Linked DNA regions of Homo sapiens: all the other regions are linked to region 2. A link is a contact called in ENCODE Hi-C data. All regions are on one chromosome and are shown on one strand. The core of a region is the stretch at or near the end of the contact, and the rest is flanking DNA. Distances in the headings are between cores, read along the strand shown. Region 1 has its middle 68 kb from the start of LINC01814. Region 2 has its middle 23 kb from the start of LINC01247. Region 3 overlaps LOC105373411 (a long non-coding RNA gene).

Region 1 (3,894 bases), core at 988-3,487, 2.2 Mb after region 2:
AGGTGGGGACAGCATGAAGAGGGGAGCTGGCCTGGCCTGAGCAAGACCCTGAACAGCTTCACGGTCCTGGGCACGAAGCAGGGGGCCGGGATCCTTCCAGAGGAGGCTGGAGGGGCAGGCAGGGCCCACTGGGGATGCTGAGGTGGAGACAGACATGTCCCAAGAGTGTGGGAGTAGGGAGGTCCTGAAGGTGGGTACCCTGGAGAGGGACGTGCCACTGCATTTTATAGGGCTCACTGACAGCCACGAAGGCATGGGTTTGAGGAGGAACAGCCAGAAGGAGACCACCTAGGTTGCTCCTGCAGGAGGCCAGGAGACAGAGGGTGAGGCGGGACCCATGTGGGGCAGCGGGGAGGGGATGAGAAGCAGAATTAGGATGGCGCTGAGGGAGGCGGGATAGCTCGGACTCAACATTGCTTGGACATGGTAGCAAGAGAGACCAGGGAACCTAGGATGCCTCCCTCACTGCTGGCATGGGCCAGGGGAGAAGGGTGAGCCCATCCTCTGAGCAGGGAAGCCAGGTGCCAGCACAGGCAGAGCCAACTTCAAGTCACACAGATCTCATTCAAACCCCACTCTGCTGTCTCTTAACTGTCCAACCTTGAGCAAGTATCTTGGCCCCATCTGTAATCTGGAGATGAGGACAGTACCAGCCCCACAGAGCTGCTGTGAAGATCCCATGAGGAGGTACATGCAAACCACTGGGCACGATGTCTAGCACTCAACAGACACTAAATTGATCACGGCTGTCATTTAAATTAGCCACATAAATGTGTTTCATTCTTGGAAGGTCACGTATTCCTCACAGCGTATGGTGCCCCAGTCTTTCCACTACTGCTGCATTTTGGAGTGTCCTCTAGCTTTCAACCATGGATAATGAGACCTGCAGATAAGCCATTTCCAAACTCCCCTAGTAGAGCCAGGCACCCCATCCCCATCCCACAATTCTCACTGCCTGGTCCTCATTTCTGTGCTCACCTCCTTCCCTTCATGGAGGCTCTCAGGCAGAGCTGTGTGACCTCCCTTTCCCTCTCCATCTGTCTGTGCAGAGCTAGCACGGGAGGGCTTGGCAAATGTTTATTTACTGAGCAGGAGTTACCAACTTTTCTCCCAGCTGATGATTTAAGTACAAGTTTCAGTATGATTCCTCCAGTAGCCGACCAAAGGCGGATTTTAAACTAAGAAACACACCTGTATTTAGCACACCAGGGGATTCACCAGTTCCCCTGGGGCTGGTCTTGGCACAGTTTCATCCAGAAAAAAACCACCAGAGGAACCTTCAGCACATTAAACACCCATAGGCAATATGCACTGTGTGGGGGGTCAGGTGCTCATTGTCTCATTTCTTCCTCTGCCCATGAGGTAGGGTGTGTGAGCCCCATTTTACAGATGAGCAAACTGTTGGTAGGCAAGTCTACTTTGCTAAAGGTCATGTCGCTGCCGCATGTTTATCTGCATTTGAGACTAGAAAAGCAATTGATGTCTGTTCTAGGAATTAGGGACACTGGTGCTGAGAACACTTAAAAATAGCCCCGTGCATTTTCCCATTCTTGAAACAGGTTTACTAATCAGGAACGCAGCTGAAAAAATCCAGCAAAATGACTCAGTTCCAAGTAAAATGTCATTTCTCCCCCATCACTTTGGGACAACCCCAGCAAAGCCAGCACAGCATAGAAACAGAAAGAGAGACAGCAGAGAGGCCAAGAGGCAGAGAGGAGAAAAGGGGAAGAGGCCACATGGGTGGCTGCAGGGCCTCTCACAGTGCCCTGCAGCCTCAGTCAATTCCGGGGGTGCTCACAAGGCTAAAACGCTGGCTGTAAAATCAAGGGCAAGCTGGAGGGCTGGTTTCCTGTCTTCTAAATATACTCCTGTTCCGATGGTATCTCGTCCCCTGCGTCACGAAGGAGGGCTGCCCTTGACACTGTGAATGTCTCAGGAACACCTCAACCCAAAGGAAGCTGGGGTGTAGAAAGCTCGAGGTTCCTAATACCTTCAGGAACAGCACACTCAGGTCCTGCTCAGGCACTGGGCATGGCTGCCTCCTGCTCCTCTTTATCCACCCTCCTCCCCCTCCTCCCCCTCCTCCCTCTCCTTCCTCCCTTCCTCTTCCCTATCTTCCTCCTCCTCAAGGTCTTCCTCCTTCTCCCCCTCCTCTTCCTCCTGCTCCTCCCTTTCCCCTCCTCCTCCTCCTCCCCTTCCCCTCCTCCACCTCCCCACACAGAGCACCTCAAGCCCTCCAGGTGGGCAGTAACTGTCCAGCAGAGCTGCTGTCTGTGAATGTTATCAGAGGAAACACTTCAGAACTGAGAAGCAAACAGAAACCATTCTACACCTGCTGTCGCTCCACTTCCTCTGGGCCCCAACCTCCAGCCAGGTGTCCTCATGGGAAGAAAGGGCCCATTCAGGACTGCGGCTAGTGGTTCCCAGTTGAGTTCCTCCAACATGGCAGGAAGAAAGGAAGACACAGTAGGAGGCAGCAGAGCCTTGTGGTGAAGCCTAGGGCTCAGAGTGGAGCCCACCTACTGCCCATGCTGCATGTCCTGGCTCTGTGACCTTCGGGCAGGCTGTGGTTTATCATTACTTGTAATTTGTAACATTGAGTTACAAATACTGTGACTAGTTCAGAGGATTTATGAGGATGAAATGAGTTATCTGCTTAAACCACATAACATAGTGCATGGCCCTACACTTTGGGAGCTGGCGTGCCTGCCCTGAGCCCCACGCATTCACACTGTGTCATTTTTACAGCTGTGCCACCTGCCTCCTCACCTTCACCCTCCACCCCTCACACACCCTTCCAGGGTACCCCGATCCCGCAGGCTGCTTCCCATCTCTCCCTGAAATGCAGCCCGTCCTTTGGAGAGCCTTCCAGGACCTTTTCCCACTCTTGTGCACGCTTGACCATCATCAATTTAGTGATCTTTTCCCTAATAGATTTCACGTTCTCTCAGGCCCAGAGCCATGTCTAAGTAACAGTGACTAGTGGCTATGTGAATCTATTAATTCTCACACCTAAAATAGAACTCCACACAAAGGAGGTGCTCAATAAATGCTCATTGAGCAATCAACAATAACGACCAAGGCTCAGAGAGGTGAAGTAACCTGCTCTGTGTCACAGAGCTTGGAAGTGGCACATCTGGAATTCCAAGGCCAGTCACACCAAGGCAGGTCCAAGTCCTACTGCCCCTCAGCATCCTCCTCCCGTAGACGGTGATGCACCTGGGGGAGCAGAAGCAGTAGTTCCCAAGTCTACAGTGGAGCAAGAGGCTCAGAAATGGAGATCTCGGAGCTGCCCGCGTACAGCCTGGAGTAAAGGACACGCCATGCTGCCATTAAGCACCATTTCAGCCCCTCGTTGCCTGCACAGGTCCAACACGGAGCAGCTTGGCTGGGAGGCAGAACGGCAAGTAAAGCCTCCCTCCAAACAAGCCACCCCGCAAAAGGCTTGAAGGAGCACCCGTATTCAGAGACCACCCACTTTAATACAGATAATACTCTAGTAGCTTATATTTATTGATTTCCACACCTGCTAGGGACTGTTCCCAGCATGTGTGATTAAGAGTATCTATAATCGCAAGGCGCGGTAGCTCAGTCCTATAATCCTAGCACTTGGGAGGCCGAGGCAGGTGGATCACTTGAGCTCAGGAGTTCGAGACCAGCCTGGGCAACAGGGTGAAACCCCATCTCTACAAAAATACAAAAATTAGCTGTGTGTGGTGGCACATGCCTGTAATCCCAGCTATTTGGGGGAGCTGAGGCAGGAGGATCACCTGAACCTGGGAAGTGGAGGTTGCAGTGAGCTGAGATCATGCCCCAGTACTCCAGCCTGGGTGACAGAGCAAGACTCGGTCTAAAAAAAAAAATATATATATATATATATATATATAAAATTAT
Region 2 (4,172 bases), core at 488-2,987:
GTTCAATAAATTTTGGTTTCTGTCCATTTTCTCTACCTTTTTCCTCTCCCACTAGAACACGGGGCAGAGAAGGTCCAGTGTGTTAGCCTTCAGAATCTTTTAGTTATTGGGGTTATTTTTTTGGAGAATTTTATTTTTTGGCCTATTTGTTTGTTCTCAGAGAGATGGATGAGATCTAAAATGTACTTCTACTGTTTTCTTCCCCATTTAAAAAAATGTAAAAACCAGAACGAAACACGTCTTTCCAGTCACAGGTAACTAAGTAGGAAGTATCCAGTAACTTCTTATCTTTGGGGAAAAATGTTACCCACAATACCCCAGAGTCAGCTGGGCGACAAGGGGATCTTTTTCCTATATCCCCCGCTCAGTGCAATTCTAGTCAAAAAATTAGCCATGCGTGGTGGCGGGTGCCTGTAGTCCCAGCTACTCGGGAGGCTGAGGCAGGAGAATGGAGTGAACTCAAGAGGCAGAGCTTGCAGTGAGCTGAGATTGTGCCACTGCACTCCAGCCTGGGCGACAGAGCGAGACTGCCTCTAAAAAAAAAATAAAACTCAGCAGAACTAGTCCATGGATATAATGTGCCATCTTGAGGAAATCCACACCTTTTTTTTCCACTCTCTCTCTCTTCTTTTTTTTCAGTTGAAGTATTGTTTAGAAGGCACTTTTAATTATAATTTTGGTTAACTGATTAACGTTAACTTGTATATGACTTATATTGACCACTAAACTTTGGGCCTGGTTGCCCGGTACCATCTGTTTAATTGCCATTTCTATATGAATTCTTCAGTTTTGATATTTGTTTCTCATCTTGTGTGCATTTAACATTACAATCCCCATAAATGCTTCTTTTAAGATGGCTGAATATCTGTAAATACACTTGTCATTTGTATTTTTGGTGGAATTTTTTTGTTCACGTGCACCCTCTTTACTCCCTGGATGTCTTGAAAAAGAAACTGTGACACGTTTTTATCAATACAATGTTTTATTTATTAGTAGAAAAAATGTTAAAAATAAGTACCTATTTTAAGTGTTTTTGTGGAATAAGTAATGCAATAAAATGAAAAGCCAAACTCTGTAGAACTCAAAATGTGTTAAGTATGCAAAGACCAGAAACCTTATAAAGGTGGCAACATATTCTAGATACTTTCAAGACCTTAAGCACCCATGATTACTTGACCTCCACTTCTTTTATCATTTCTACTTGCAATCCATCAGACCTGTTTAAGTGAGAACTCGGGTAGATCTAAAGGTCTTTTCCATTTTATACTCTTTTTTTCATATAAATTTTCAGAAATGCAAAAATTGTAGTGTGAAACTGTGTGAACTTGAAATGTTTAAAGTTAGTATAGTATGTTAAAGACCTATTTGATTATGAACTAGGGCTAATAATCTTAGATTAATTCAGATTTTAATTAATTCAAACATGGGTTACCATGTTTGAATCTTGTTGTTCTAAAGTTTTCTAATTAGTTGTCTTCCCTCAAACAAGAGTGAATCCAAGTGATTGATACAGCCTTTTCCTTTTGTTTTTAGTATTCTGGGCCTAGACTCACAGTGGTTCTTAACATTAGCCACTCATTAGACTCGGAGAAGTCTAATGAGTATTCCCCAAGTCTGTGCATTCAATATAGAGTCAAGTGAGAGCACCTGGATCTGGAGAAAGGAGGCGAGGAGGTAATCTAGAAACAGCTCTGTCAGTGGTGGCCATTCATTCAGCCAGGGGAATCTTAAACACGAAGACTGAGAGATTTCTTTAAGAGAACTTTCACTTCTCTTTTGTCGTTTCCCAAAGGGTTCCATTTGTAAACCAAAGCTTAAGAATGTATTTTGGTCATAAAGGTAAATTCGCAGTTTCTCACGTTCTCAGGGACTGTTCTGAAAGCAAACTGACAGGAGGAAAGAGAAAGCCAAAGGTGAAAAAAGTGAGGCCAGTGCCCTCAGACTGACTTTCCTCATGGACTCAAGGACTTAGCCAATGTAACCTGGACACTGAGACTTTCCCAAAAATAAGACCCAGGGTGACAGTGCTGCTTCACTGAGGACAAATACAATTAAATGAAATTAATAAAATTTTTTTTTTAAATAAAAAATAAACCAGGTGTGGTGGCTCACACCTGTAATCCTAGCACTTTGGGAGGCCAAGACAGGCGGATCATGAGGTCAAGAGATTGAGACCATCCTGGCCAACATGGTGAAACCCCGTCTCTATTAAAAATACAAAAATTTGCCAGGCATGGTGGCGCGTGCCTGTGGTCTCAGCTTCTCGGGAAGCTGAGGCAGGAGAATCCTTTGAACCTGGGAGGTGGAGGTTGCCGTGAGCTGAGATCACACCACTGCACTCCAGCCTGGCGAAAGAGCGAGGTTCCTTCTCAAAAAAATAAATAAATAATAAAATAAATCATGGTCAGGCTTTGTTCCAGGCCCCAGAATTCCAGGATGGAGCAGTTCCCATGCCCGTCACCAGGTGGCAGAGGGGCTTTGCATCCAGGCCTCCCGGGCGTCCCTGGGGCAGCACCTCTGGCTTAGGAAGCAGAAGTTTAGTGAAAATTCAAGGGAGTGCAAACCTTACAGTAAAACAGAAATCTTGTCACTCTGCAAAGCTGGACTCCAGTTCAGAAAGCCAGGTCTCAGCCTTGGACCTGAGGGGTTTGGATGCTTTGGGAAAAGTAATTTCAGTGGAATCATAGGGGTATCACTCCATGGCCAGAAGCAAGCTCAGCTCCAGTGTAGTGCTGTAGTTAAAGAAACAAAGCCAAACCTGTTAAGTCTAACTTCACTTAGAAAAATAGTAAGTGAATAGATCTAAGTTTTTAAATTGTTTAAATGTTCACGGAAGAAGACACCGAATCTTGATTGTTCCCACAGTTTCCCCAAATATTACACAGTCATTGACATACAACAGAAGTTGGATTTATATTTATGATGGAAAGAAAATAGCACCCAAAATATTGACAAAGGAAAATAATGGAAAAGGCACATTTGTTTCCTTGGTTTGGCATGGGATGGAGTGGAAAGAGCATATGTTTTGACCCAAGGTAAATCTGGGTTTGAGTGTCTACTTTGCCGCTTCTCTAGACCTTTCGGCAAGAGCTACTCAGCGGCTCTAGGATTGTTTACTTGGCTTTAGAATGAGGGCTAGCGTGTGCATTAAAGCTTGTAGCTCAGAGTTGTTGCAAAGATTAAAGAAAACAAGAAGTGAAATACATGGCAGGTAGTGAGTGTTCAGAAACCTTTAGATCTCTCCCCATCAAAACTTCAGTGTGAGAAAAGTATTCTCTGGTGCTCAACCACCAACTCTGATTTTGAGACTAGAACCATGCAAAATTGTTCTGTGACCTGAAAATAATTTTCCAGATTGTGGAAATCACTGGAACATATGCTGTGGTCATCTGGCAAATTCTCTTTCTAACATTTGTGACTGAGTGCCCCTTTTAAGTACCTCTGAGAAACCCTGGAAGTTGATTTCCCATACATTTCAAATAAGTATTCTGTGAACACAGTAGTGTTAGGACATTCTGGGAAAACTCATAATGTCCTCAGCGATTTACAGAGTTAACTTGAATCTCTGTGACACCGAGGCTCCTTTAATCATAAAGTCAGAGTGAGATGATTGGACCTCTCAAAAGTACAAATGTTGCGAGTCTGCTTTGAATAAAATATACCTTCGATAGTTTCCATTTAATATAATATTACATTCAAGAATTAAGAGACTCCTGAATAATTTATCATTTTGCAAGTATAAGTGATCACTAATAATATTGCATTGTTATTTATTAACATTTATGCCCACCACAATTCTATTATGTAAATAATATAACAGATTATCCAACTATATGTTTAATACTGTGGGTATATATTACTAATAGCTGAGCATAATATGACTTGATGCACAGTGAGGAATGAAGATGAATGAGAATTCCAGCCTAGGGAATGTTTTATGGATGAAATGTACATTAGATATTTTGAGGGAGATGTCTAGGCAATATCAACACTGGATTTTGTTTTCCCGGGACAGGATTAGAAAACAAAGCCTGACTTGTATGACAGTCATAACCAGTTCTGAAAATGCACAAAAGCACTATTAAGGCCAAGTATGGACTCTAGATCATCAATGCTACCTAGTTGTCATTCATTCATTCAGTCATTCATTCGTTCACTTAGGACATGCTTAT
Region 3 (3,666 bases), core at 85-2,584, 2.3 Mb after region 2:
TGGTGATGCTATAGCTGTCATCATGGCATTAACCCAACACATTACTCACGTGTTTAATGTAAACAAACCTACTGCGCTACCAGTTGTATAAAAATCTAGCACATAGAATTGTGAATAGTACATAATACTTGATAATGATAATAAATGACTATTATCATAATATAGTATGTTGTACTAATTTATGTACTTACTATATGTTTTATCGTTATTTTAGAGTATACTGCTTCCACCTTTTTTTTTTTTTTTTTGAGACGGAGCCTCGCTCTGTCACCCAGACTGGAGGGCAGTGGTGCAATCTCGGCTCCCTGCAACCTCTGCCTCCCAGGTTCAAGCGATTCTCCTGCCTCAGCCTCCCAAGCAGCTGGGATTTTAGGCACCCGCCACCACGCCCAGCTAATTTTTGTGTTTTTACTAGAGAAAGGGTTTCACCAGGTTGGCCAAGTTGGTCTCAAACTCCTGACCTCAGGTGATCCACCCGCCTCGGCCTCCCAAAGTGCTGGGATTACAGGCCTGAGCCACCGCACCCTGCCTCCTTCTACTTATTAAAAAGCAAAAGTTAACTATAAAACAGCCCCAGGCAGGTCCATCAGGAGATATTTCAGAGGAAGGCATTGCTATCATACCAGATGACAGCTCCATGTGTGTTTCTGCCCCTGAAGACCTTCCAGTGGGACAAGATGTGGAGATGCAAGACAGTGATATTAATGATCCTGACCCTGGGTGGGCCTAGGATAATGTGTGTGTGTTTTAGCTTTTAACAAAAAAGTCAAATTTTTAAAAATTTTTAAATAGAAAAAAAACGTATAGAATAAGGATATAAAATATTTTTGTAGAGCTGTACATTGTGTCTGTGTTTTAAGCTGTTATTACAAAAAAGTCAAAAAGTTGAAAAAATAGAAAGTTTATTAAGTAAAAATGTTACAATAAGCTAAGGTTAATTTATTATTGAAGCAAGAAATTTTTTTTTATAAATTTAACATAGCTGAAGTGTACAGTGTTTACAAAGTCTACAGGAATGTACACTAATATCTAAGCCTTCACACTCACTCACCACTCACTCACTCACTCACCCAAAGCAACTTCCAGTCCTGCAAGCTCCATTCACGGTAAGCATCCTAGATGGGTGTACTAGGTTTTCATCTTTTATGCCATATTCTTACTGGACCTTTTCTATATTTATATAAACACTTATTCATACCATTGTGTGACAATTGCCTAAAGTATTCAGCAAAGTGACATGCTGTTCGGGTTTGAAGACAAGGAGCAATAGGCTACACCACATAGCCCAGGTGTGTAGCGGGCTCTGCCAAAGGTGTGTGTGACTGCTCTGGGACGGCCTCACCATGGCATCACCTAATGATGCATTTCTGAGAACGGATCCCCGTCGTTAAGTGATGCTAACTATACTTACGAGTACATTGTGATGAGTCATTATTTACAGGTCATTTTAAACCCAAACAGTGATTTACAGGGACTCTATCTCCTAGAACTTTTGAATTTCCTACAGACAGTCACAAGAAAAACATTAAGATGAACTTAGAGAACAAGCTGAGTGCTTTCTCCTTGCATTTCATAACAAAAGGCAATGTTCATAGGGGGATTTCAGATAGTGTGTTGATTTAGGGAGAAAAATCACATTGCTTGAAGAATTCAAATCAAACTATAGGTTCAAATACTCTACTACCTAATCAGAGATTTCTATTTACACCCAAATAGGAACGGTCAAACCTGAATTATTATTATTATTTATCATAAACCTAAAGTCCCGGCTTGAGTAATTCATAGGCACAAAGTGTGGCAGCTACAGTCGCCTATATGTCCCGCCAGTCACTAAAACAGGCACAGTTCTTCATCCACACGCCATTTCCTCTCTGCCCTTCTTTGTACCAAAGATCACTGTGTCCAAGAAAAGCATTCTCAGGAGGCCCGAAACTGTGCTGTGGGCAGAAAATCAGCTTTCTGAAACCCTGAAGCTACTACATGTTTGCTCTTGGTTGAAACTGTGCTCTGAAACCTCCCCGTAAAAGCTTCCACTGGGCCTGGGCCCTAGAGAAGGTGATAACATGTGGAGGACTGAGGCTTCTTCAGATGAGGGGAAACAGAGTCTGTGCAGGTAGACGACATCTGCTTCTCCCTAAGGCGCTGGGTTCTAACTCACTCTCCCTTCAGTTTAACCCAGAATGAGTCCCAGGAGCGAAGCCCTTGCTCCAGTCATCTTAACACCAAGATGACAGGGGGAAGATCAGAGGTGGGAGAGACAGTCAGGAGCCCTGTCCAAGAAGTGCCCTTGGTAGAGGGTCCTGCAGACCTTGGACCACCCGGGCATGACACCAGTCAGCGCCCCACAGGCAGCTCTAAAGGCCTGTGTTCTCTCTTGGGATGGGCTGAAACTCGTTGCACTGTCACTTTGCACACAGGTCCAAGCTTTATGCTACAAAGCAGCATGCAGACCAAGCCTGCCTCAAGTTCACGTGAAAGTCCCTCAGATTCATGAATACATCAACCCTGTCTAGGCCATTGCTTCAGGGACACTGAGAACAGATGAAACCAGGGGGTAGAGATTAAAAGACACCAAATTCCAACCTTCATCTTCGTCTCTGAGTCTGTCACTTAGGCCCAGAAAGTTAAATTCTCTGTTGCCCACAAACAAAATACTGAGTACCACTTCCTCCCCAGGATTAAGATGAGAAACGCTTTAAGGGAATCCCCGTAAAGCACAAAGCAAATCCATTTTATTTTAAGAGAGAAATTCCTAGCCGGGTGAGTCCAGGTTTTTGAGCCTCACGGCGACAAAGGCACATGGCAATTGCTTTCTCCACGTTTCTCCTCCCACCTTGCAGATGCCAAGCGTGGGATCCTCTCTCTCCCTGTTTAGCCCTTCCTCGTGTTTCCCAAGGAAGGACCTGCTCAAGCCCCACCGGCAATTGCACCTTGCATAGGAATCACCCGCAAAGGGCTTTGAGAAGGGACTCGGGCGGCAATGATGAACAGAGCACGGGGATGAGCCTCACCTCAGACACCCTCGCAGGGACCTCCAGCAAGTTCCTTCTCCCAGGCATCCTCAGTGTCCTCACCTGTGAAAGGAAAAGGCTGGAACCCATGATCGCTGAGGTCCCGTCTGTCTTGATCTCTTCTGCCCAGCTCTGCCTGCTGTTCGTGAACTCCTCAACCAGGTCTTAGAAGTGCTGAATACTTTAAATGGTAAATCATCTTGATTGCTATCAAAAATGGGTTTGGCCGAGCTGAAGCTTATTACTGGTCCCATGAGGAATTGCCTGGCCAAATGAACAATGATACAGCAGCTTTGTTGATTTAGCAAGACATTCTTTTCCTTTATTTCCTGTAAAGAAAAAAAAATGCCATCATAAATTCAACTCCTCTGACTCTGCCGGCCACAAACCACTCATTCCACTGTGAAATGCTTGTTGAAACTATGACGTCGTGTAATTCTGGAGGGAAACTGAGGACACAGCTGGCTACAGAGAAGGCCCCACATCTTGGCCAAACCCATTTTTTATAGCAATCAAGATGATTTACCATTTAAAGTATTCAGCACTTCTAAGTCCTGGTTGAGGAGTTCGCAAACAGCAGGCAGATGATGATACCTCGTGGCTGAGGGTCTAGGGGCTTGCGGCCTCAGGATTGAACTGAGAGTTGTAGCAGAGA

Evidence for each region. Hi-C counts contacts between places; a loop is a spot of excess contacts on that map. Pooled maps may share reads with other maps.
Region 1: a loop to region 2 is called in a map with no recorded cell type, with 21 times the contacts of the local background. The contact joins two enhancer-like sites. A Hi-C loop is called at or near these places in 3 of 37 single-sample maps with no recorded cell type and 2 of 50 pooled maps.
Region 3: a loop to region 2 is called in a map with no recorded cell type, with 7 times the contacts of the local background. The contact joins two enhancer-like sites. A Hi-C loop is called at or near these places in 2 of 37 single-sample maps with no recorded cell type and 2 of 50 pooled maps.

What each region holds. Positions count from the first base shown.
Region 1 is chr2:8,513,759-8,517,652 of GRCh38, forward strand. No RefSeq gene overlaps it. Among named protein-coding and RNA genes, the nearest start is that of LINC01814, 68 kb to the right of the region's middle. RefSeq lists enhancers at 1,340-1,449, 1,650-1,699. Within about 2 kb of position 2,238, at least 14 of the 41 ENCODE cell types and tissues checked have a DNase peak (open chromatin) inside an H3K27ac peak, as active enhancers do.
Region 2 is chr2:6,350,639-6,354,810 of GRCh38, forward strand. No RefSeq gene overlaps it. Among named protein-coding and RNA genes, the nearest start is that of LINC01247, 23 kb to the right of the region's middle. RefSeq lists an enhancer at 1,658-1,777. Within about 2 kb of position 1,738, at least 2 of the 41 ENCODE cell types and tissues checked have a DNase peak (open chromatin) inside an H3K27ac peak, as active enhancers do.
Region 3 is chr2:8,604,462-8,608,127 of GRCh38, forward strand. LOC105373411 (a long non-coding RNA gene) reads right to left here. Exons shown (of 3, transcript XR_001739274.1): 2 at 3,012-3,340. Among named protein-coding and RNA genes, the nearest start is that of LINC01814, 23 kb to the left of the region's middle. Within about 2 kb of position 1,335, at least 4 of the 41 ENCODE cell types and tissues checked have a DNase peak (open chromatin) inside an H3K27ac peak, as active enhancers do.